2 separate regions of the Homo sapiens genome follow, and region 2 is linked to region 1. Evidence: chromatin contacts called from ENCODE Hi-C or POLR2A ChIA-PET data. All regions are on one chromosome and are shown on one strand. Each heading gives the region's core, a stretch centred on a gene start or an enhancer-like site at or near the end of the contact. The rest is flanking DNA. Distances are from core to core; before and after follow the strand shown. Region 1 holds the start of ITGA7 (integrin subunit alpha 7). Region 2 holds the start of RAB5B (RAB5B, member RAS oncogene family).

Evidence for each region. A loop is a pair of places that touch in the nucleus more often than their neighbours do. ChIA-PET counts read pairs that join two places held with the same protein, here RNA polymerase II (POLR2A). Pooled maps may share reads with other maps.
Region 2: a pooled map shows a loop between it and region 1 (4-fold over the local background). The contact joins the promoter of RAB5B here to the promoter of ITGA7 in region 1. A Hi-C loop is called at or near these places in 1 of 168 maps with a recorded cell type or tissue (B cell), 2 of 37 single-sample maps with no recorded cell type and 13 of 50 pooled maps. POLR2A ChIA-PET finds 5 or more read pairs at or near these places in 11 of 52 experiments (CD4-positive, alpha-beta T cell, CD4-positive, alpha-beta memory T cell, H1 and 7 more).

Annotation. Positions count from the first base shown.
Region 1 is chr12:55,705,836-55,710,212 of GRCh38, reverse strand. It overlaps ITGA7 (integrin subunit alpha 7), which reads left to right and starts at 2,309. Exons shown (of 25, transcript NM_002206.3): 1 at 2,309-2,736. The coding sequence starts at 2,531. RefSeq lists a silencer at 2,186-2,395.
Region 2 is chr12:55,972,202-55,976,578 of GRCh38, reverse strand. RAB5B (RAB5B, member RAS oncogene family) reads right to left here and starts at 2,501. Exons shown (of 6, transcript NM_002868.4): 1 at 2,440-2,501. CDK2 (cyclin dependent kinase 2) reads right to left here. Exons shown (of 7, transcript NM_001798.5): 7 at 3,790-4,377. RefSeq lists an enhancer at 2,608-2,757.

The sequences.
Region 1 (4,377 bases), core at 1,060-3,559:
ATTTTTGTATTTTTAGTAGAGACAGGGTTTCACCGTGTTGGTCCGGCTGGTCTTGAACTTCTGATCTCAGGTGATCCGCCTGCTTCGGCCTCCCAAAGTGCTGGGATTATAGGCGTGAGCCACCGCGCCCGGCCCCGTCTAGTTTCTTAATTTCCCTCTTCACCTACGATATTATCTTCCACTCCAACATTCTGGTCTCATTTCTCCTTGAGAGAAATCTACATGTCTAAATTTACTAGGCTGGTCTAGCACGCTCTTGTGTGTTCCCCTCCCTCCTTTGCCCCTCTATTTATAGCCAGGCTAATTTTGGGTGGCCTCTCTCTCTCTTCTTTCCTGATCTTTCCTCCTGTGGTGGTGAGGTGACTTCTCAAATATTTGGAGAGAGGAGGTCAGAAGCAGATTCTTGGCATCTGATTTCAGCCCTGGATCACAGAAGCCAGTGGAGTGGGAATGGAGACAGGCAGAAGCTGCAGGTGCAGATAGGAGGCAGCTTGGGCTCTAAAGGCATTTTGAGCTGGGTCGGGGGCGGGGGGACCTGGGCAGGGAGTCAGTAGTCCCAGTTCTGTCCTAATTTTGCAATTCTGCATTCCCATGTCAGCTCTTCTCTACTGTCTGGGGCTCTGAGATATTAAAAAGGATGGGGAGGGCATGGTGAAAGTAGAATCCTGGTGCCAGCCCTGCTGACAGCATATGTATTTCCTTATAGTACCTGTTTAGAGATGTGTTAGTGCTCTGGAGGGGATAGCCACAGGTGTAGTATTGGAAAACAGAGGGCCAGACTTCCAAATGTCTGTTAACTTATCCAAGGCAAAGACTGTCCCAGGGCAGCAGAGTAAGAACCCACTTTTTTTTTGTTTTCAAAGAAGTATAATCCTGAACAATGAAGTAGGAAAGACAGAACACAGGAAGAGGAAGGAGGTAGGACACTTATTGGAACTTTTAAGAAAGGGAAAGAGAAGAAAGAATCGTAAGAATATGATAGTGTTTGAAGGGCAGAGACAACACTAGAAACATTGAGAAATACTCTGAGAAAGATTCCAAGTGTGGCAGAGACAAGAATGATGACAAAATAGAATTTGGGATGAGACAAAATCAGATAGTGAGAGAGAGAAGGGAAGATGGACAGATGTATATTCACAAGACCAACACCAGTAAGCAAGGGGAGTAGGAAGGGGAAGTGGGAGCATTCGAGGTTCCCATTATGCCAAATTATTTCCTGTCTCTCCTTCTGGCCCCATTTCTGTATCGGAGTTATAAATAGCAGAGAGTTGGAAAGTGTCCCCCCACCCCCTTGCCTCTGTCCCAGCCTGAGGGAAAGGGAGAGGAAGAGGGACAGGCCAATGGGTCCCTGTGGAGATCCCATCTCAGCCCCACCCAGGTCCTGCTGAGCCAGTCCAGGACTCTGCCCCCTCCCATCCCCTTTCATGGATAGGAAATGTGCAGTCCTGGGACGGGTCTGGTAGCTGGGGACACCCTTTACATCCCTCTGCCTCTTGGGTCCAGTCTCTTTCATCTTTGCCTTCTTTGACACCCACTCCCCTCCCCACTGCTTAATTTCCTCTTCCTGTAATCATCCCCAGTCGTTTTCTTTTCTCCCTTCATTCCATCCCTTGTCAATTAATCTCTTGCCCTTCTTTCTTCCTCTCTATTCCTTTCCTTTTTCCATTTCTCCATTTGCTCCCCGTATCTCCCGAGTTTCTCTCTCTCTTCTTGCCTCTTTTTCTCTGTTCCCTTGAATCCTGACGATGTGGCTAGCACTGCTGTGGTCATTGCCGGGCTGGGGGCGGGGGATGGGATAGGATGGGGGAGGGCAGCGGTCTGATCCCAACAGCAGAAAGAGTGCTCTATGTGACCATGGGGGAACAGGGAGCACTAAGATGCCACGCTGCACCCAGGCCCAGGACGGCTCCCCTTTCATTTCCTCTCTATCTGCACATCTCTCTTCCCAGGTTGTCTTTTAGCGTCTTCCCAACTTCTCATCTCTTACCCTCCTTCCTCTGTTTCAGCCCCTCTCTTTCTATCTGTACTTCTCTCCCTCCGCATTCCAAGGCGCCGCCTCCACCACTCCCGGGGTGGGGATGGGGTTGGGGGAGAAGGGGAGGAGAGCGCCGCGCAGGGGCGGAGCCGGAGACGGTGCTGGGCTTGGGGGGCGTGGTGGTGGGGGGTCAGCAAGGCTAGTTTCCATCCCAGCCACCAGCCTGGGCATCCCCTTGGAGACGGGCTTGGGTCTCCACCTGCCGCGGGAGCGAGGGGCGGGGCCGGAGGCGGGGCCTGAGTGGCGTCCCCGGGAGAGGAGGCGGGAGCCGGAGTGGGCGCCGGAGCTGCGGCTGCTGTAGTTGTCCTAGCCGGTGCTGGGGCGGCGGGGTGGCGGAGCGGCGGGCGGGCGGGAGGGCTGGCGGGGCGAACGTCTGGGAGACGTCTGAAAGACCAACGAGACTTTGGAGACCAGAGACGCGCCTGGGGGGACCTGGGGCTTGGGGCGTGCGAGATTTCCCTTGCATTCGCTGGGAGCTCGCGCAGGGATCGTCCCATGGCCGGGGCTCGGAGCCGCGACCCTTGGGGGGCCTCCGGGATTTGCTACCTTTTTGGCTCCCTGCTCGTCGAACTGCTCTTCTCACGGGCTGTCGCCTTCAATCTGGACGTGATGGGTGCCTTGCGCAAGGAGGGCGAGCCAGGCAGCCTCTTCGGCTTCTCTGTGGCCCTGCACCGGCAGTTGCAGCCCCGACCCCAGAGCTGGTGAGTCACCGCACCCGCCCAGAGTCGCCATGCCCGAGCCACAGATCGTCCCCCTCCCCACTCTGTGGGCCTCCTCATTTCTCTGTTTTCTAGCCCCACCAAGACCTAGACTGCCCACAGACATCCCACATCCCAACCTGGAGCCTTGCCTCATCTGGCTTGCGTCTGAAGCTGCACTTCCCGGCCCTGAGACCAGTATTTTGCTTTAGGGATGAGTTGGAAAGCAAGGTTCTTGTCTTGGCAGCGAACCATCTCCTTCTTCTGGGCCTTTCCCCCAACTTGCATCCTTGATCCAGCCCCAGGGCCTCTGGCTCCCCTGCTTCTTCCAAGGGCTGAATTCCCCAAGGGAGGGAGACTGTCTGTCTCTGCTTAGAATGGGAGGAGATGGAAAGGACATAGAAGTTGAGGGTGCCATGAGAGGGATGCATGCAGGGCAGACTCCAGAAATAACTTCCTGCTAGAGCATTGCCATGGATGGAATGAGGGCAGCAGGGCACTGGAAGGCCAGGAGAGAGCTTCCACTTCTGTGGCTTAAGACCACGGGAAGATTGGGAGAGGATCTGCAGGTCTGCCAACCTGCAGTAGGTGGCTTGGTGATAGAGAGTGGCAGCAAACTGAACCCTCAAAGTACTAGTAGCAGTAGTAGTAGCCGCAGCAGCTGTAGCAGTGAGAGAGATCCAGGAAGGATGCTGGCCAGGCTGCTCCCCTTCCTCCTCCTTAGCAAATTTCCAACTCCAGGAATCTCAGCAGCTGGGAAGGGCCAGGAGGAGTAAGGGGTGGAGGACAATTCTAATTTTTTCTAATCAGTTCAGGACCCATGGGAGATGGATATACTTTTGTGAGGGGCCTGTGACTGGTCATGTTGCCTGTATCCTTGGCTCTTGCTACATGTCTGATTGTAAAAAGGGAGGCCAGAGGTGAAGAAAGCTTCTCACCTGCTCCTGCTAGGGGGCTTTTCTCTCTTCAACCAGTGCCTAAGCCACATTAAGTATCCATTACTGGGATCAATGCTGTCCACTGGGACTGTCTTCTGCCTCTACTGTCGGTCTGGGGGCAGGGGGCAGGGACAAGAGCTCATTTCTCCTCACTTGCTTGGGGAGTGGGGGCCTAGCTCTAATCTTTCTTCTTCCATTATCCCTATCATCTGGTAGCAGGGTCGGTGGTCCCCAAAACTTTGGGAGAGATAGAAAGCAACGGACTTCATCTCCTCTTCTGTTTACCATCTGCTTCCTCATTCACCTTTGCTCCCTCCCTCCCTTCCTCCCTCCTTCTCCATCTGTCAGAGTTCGAGGACTGGAGGCCTTTTTAGGACATGCTGAACTCTCTAAGCTATTTCCAGGCAAATTCTAGGTTATTTTTAATAGCTTGGTCTCTTGTCATTTCCCCCTCCTCTCTGAAGGTGGCCCCTGGTTCCGTCTCCCAGAGCCAAGCTGGGGCCTTTCCCAGAGGGCCTGACTGCCTCACCCTGCTTTTGCTCCAGCAGGGGGTGCTCTGCTGCTGGGGGGCGGGGGGTATGTGAGAGGCCAGGCACCTGCTCAGTCCCTAGCTTTTGAGTTGCAGGTGGCCTGCCTTAGCACTCACTGATGAAAAAAACTTCTTGCCTGTTTTGATGTCTTTTAGTCTAGCTCTGGGATGAGACTT
Region 2 (4,377 bases), core at 1,252-3,751, 270 kb before region 1:
GACCATGAACATCCAGAGACCATGAATTTGAGATAAGGGTCTGAAATTCCTTTCTTTAGCAGAGATGCCAACAATTATCCCAACCAAAATGATCCTTTCTCCCCATAAAGTTTTGTTCCATCTCTTTGGGCACTTCCTAGGACACCCAGCACACAACTTGGGGTGTGTGTGTTTGTGTGTACTCAAGGTGAATAACACACAGTACAGCCCTCTGCTTGTCGGACTTGGTAGAAGACAAAATGAACTGTGAAAGGAACACAATAAATAACAGAGTATCATCCCAGAAGGGAAAACTGTAGAAAGAATAAGACTAGAGTTTGATGAGAACATGAAAACACAATTGCCTTTTGTGACACATCCCCCAAAGCAAAGCAAGATTAGTCTGATTTGCTGTCTCTGATCCTTGACCTTCCTAAATGAAATATGAATAAGGTATGTGTGGGAGGATTTATACTTCTTAAACTGCTGTACACCTTCCATATTTTAAAATATGTACATATTAACTTTTGTAATTAAGAAATGTAGTGATGGCCGGGTGTGGTGGCTCACGCCTGTAATCCCAGCACTTTGGGAGGCCGAGGTGGGCGGATCATGAGGTCAAGAGATTGAGACCATCCTGGCCAACATGGTAAAACCCTGTCTCTACTAAAAATACAAAAATTAGCTGGGCGTGGTGGCGCACGCCTGTAGTCCCAGCTACTTGGGAGGCTGAGGCAGGAGAATCTCTTGAACCTGGGAGGTGGAGGTTGCAGTGAGACTCCGTCTCAAAAAAAAAAAAAAAAAAAAAAGAAATGTAGTGATAAAATATATTGGTAGAGACGCAGAAAAGGAGGAAGTACAGTAAGGGAAAATCCAATAGGCTCCAATCTATGAGGGACTAAGAAGGCTAGCAGACCATTAAAAATATGTGGGGAGGAGGGTACTCCACTCCTCTGCTTTGGCAATCTTTGTCTTTTTTTTTTTTGGAGACAGGGTCTCATTCTGTTGCCCAGGCTGGAGTGCAGTGGGAAGATCATGGCTCACTGCACCCTCGAACTCCCGGGCTCAAGTGATCCTCCTGTCTCAGCCTCCCAAAGTGCTGGGATTACAGGCGTGGGCTACTGCACCTCTGTATCTTTTTCTCTACTCACCATCTTCCCCAGATACTTCATAGTTTGACCCAACTTTCTAACAGCACAGAAATCTGGGCTTTTGAAGTAGACAAAGAACAAGGGGTGATGCCAAGCTTTTGAAATGGAATTTCTCACTCTTCCCCAAATCTCTTCCTCAGTGATATCACCGCATAGTTTCGGACCTGTTAACTCCATTACCTGCCTGGGAAATACCCAAGTCAAGTCTAAGTCCCACAAAAGTTTCACCAACTATGATCAGAAGATCTCCTGATGGCTGAGGATCTCTAAGCCCCTTTCCCATGTAGATAATGAAATAGATATGAAATAGATTCTCAGTTCTAGGAGACATGGTATTTGCTATAGACCACATTATTAAGTGGGAAAGAAGTGGACAAAACATGCCCCCAATCCAACTTCTTAGCTCTTTCATAGGACATGAAACAGTAAGTTAAGAAACAGACTGCAGTATAGACCAGCTATGAGGCCAACAGAAAGTGTAGGGGCTGAGTTTGGAGCAGCCAACAGTCATGGAAAAAAAAAAATTACTTTGATCTTCATCCCTACCCTGGGAGTTTTAAAAAGCTTCAAATTACCACATCTAAACACTAAAGGGAACAAAAGAGTGTGTACTCCCAAGACCCAGAGCCCCCAGCCCACCCTTCAGCATTCCCAGAAGTTCCCATAACTGATACCAGGCCCTGCTTCCATTACTTCAACTACCTTAGTCTTCTAGATTAATACAGCCTTCTTCATTTTCCCCAGTTCTCCCTCACTGAACCCAAATCTCTCTCAGCTCAACACCATAGCACCCTCAGTTCTTTTTACAATAGGCACTTTCCCTGAAAAGAACGCTTCTTACCCAACTAAGAACCCTTCTCAGGCCCTTCCAATGAACCTCTCTGCAGGGACCCAGCCCCAGTCACCCCCGGGGCTCGGGCGACAGGTCTGACCCTCCTCACCTCCCGGCAAATGGGCTTACCTCACCCGCTGCCCTGTTCCTTTCCCCAGCTCCTCCCTCTTCAGCGCTGCTTAATGAGGCCTGCCCCTGCCCTCACTCAAGCTCCAGGCCTCCAGCCCCCGGCCCTCGGCCTGGCCGCCGCCACAGCCCAGCCGCCTTCCCGACTCACCAACTTCGGGGTCCCAGGCCGCCCAGTCCCCTCCTCAGCGACCCCCATTAGGCCTGCCGGGGCCCGGCCCCCTTCTCCCCTCTCCGGTGGGCCACTCTAACCCCTCGCTTAGGACCAGACCCGCCTCCGCTCTCAGGCCAGGCTGCTCTCATCTCCCGGGCGCTTCCGCCCCTGCCCTTTGGGCTCCATCAGCTCGGTACCTGGGGCTCCGTCTCCCCCGTCGGCCCCAAGCCTGTGTCGAACAGACAAACAGCTGCAGCTCAACCAAACCCTCCTGCCCCTCCTTCTCCTCCTCGCCCTGGGGCGGGGCTCCAGCCAATAGCTCGATTACCCGCCTACCTTCGAGGGTGGGCTATATGTGCACTCATCCACCAATCCTCTGGAGAAAGGCGAGTCTCTTTGGGCGCTGTCACCAACAAGTACGAGCAAGGGACGCGACAGGCGGGGCCACAAGCCAATAGCGAGGGAGAAACCTCGAAGATGGACGAGGTAAGGAGCCATTAAAGAGCAAGCTCCTGAAGACAGGGGGCGGTACACTGCCGACAGGCGTATGTATCCACCAATAAAATCTCGACACCCCATGACCCCGCCTTTTGACTCATAAACATCTAATCAGGTGAGTGATGGAGGCGGGTCAAAGTGAAACTTTAACCAGTACTGCGAAAATACGGTACTTGACTGGCAGGCAAGGAGGGGTTGAAGGAAGCCTTAGGAAGGCCGCTACTGACCTTCGCCCCTCCCCCTGGACTTGGCTGGGGCTGGCTCTAGTGCCCTGCCTTCTATGACAAATTCGCGGGCGTAAAGGGAAATACCTCTTCTAGGGATCCGGAGCCTGGGAATTTAAGTAACCCTGACATCAGCGCTTCCTCCTTTTAGTGAGGCTTCAGTGGACAGGCGTATTTGGGGTGGCCGCGGGCGGTCTGAGATGTTTTTTGGTGGAATGAGACAATGGCAACTACAAGAAGTGGTAGCTTGGAGACGCTTTTTCAGAATCGTATGTAAATGTAAATAAAAGAATCTTTGGAAAACTTTTCTGTCTGTGATATGAAACAGAAAGGAAAAACGGCGGGCTTACTGGGAAATGCAGTGTCGAAAGGCAAATTCCCCGGGAGCCCTCTTCCTGCCGCTATGTATGTGCATGGGTGTGTGTATGTATGGGGTGTGTGTGCATATATGGTGTGTATGTGGTGTGTGTGTATTTGGTATATGTATACGTGGTGTGTGTGGTATATGTGTGTATATGATGTGTGTGTGGTGTGTGTATGTGATGTGTGTGTGGTGTGGTGTGTGTGTGGTATGTTGGCTGGGGGAAAGGAGGTTTGCTGGTGTGTGGAGAAAGTGAAGTAGGAAGTATATAGGCTTCAGTTTCCCCAGCCATAAATAGGGATGATAATAACCACTTTGTTCACCGTCAGCACTAGCCAAAATGGGGTGGGGTGGGCAGCCATGCACAGAGAGATTAGGAAAAGGGGTCTGAAATCAATGATCACATACACACATTCATATTCTGTCTCCCACCATTCTTTCAGTAAATAAGAGGAGGAAAGAGATGAACTATAAAACTAGGCACATTTTTTTAATGAGCTACAAACTAAATTACAAATAACGTTAATAGCAAGAGCACTCAAGGACAAGGGTGACAGAGACAAATCATAAAAAAAAAATGCTTTTTTTTTTTAGCACTGTCATTACAAAACCCCAAGGTGCACATGGCAACAAATCCACCCACTATGACCAAAAAAAAAAAAAAAAAGCCAACTCTACTATTGGATATAACCTGAAATATAAATATAATTGTTCATCCTTCTTTTAAAGAAATATTTTTACCCATGCCCTCACTCAATCACAGCCCTGAAAAAGTGTCAGCATTCTCAAAATGATGCCTAAACCCTAACTTCTAACTCCTATGGGGTAGGAGGTGGACGTCAGAGGAAAATGGGATCAGGGATCCTTGGCAACTGAACAACTAAGAATACTAAAAGGAAGAGAAAAATTCAAACATCTCTCACCTGCCTCATAAGGCCATGGTGAAGCAATAGATTGGAATGAAGCACAATCCCTGTCTCAGGGCCTCCCAGATTCCTCATGCCTGTAGAAGGGACAAACAAGGGGACTGGGGCCAATCATTTTTCTGCAGC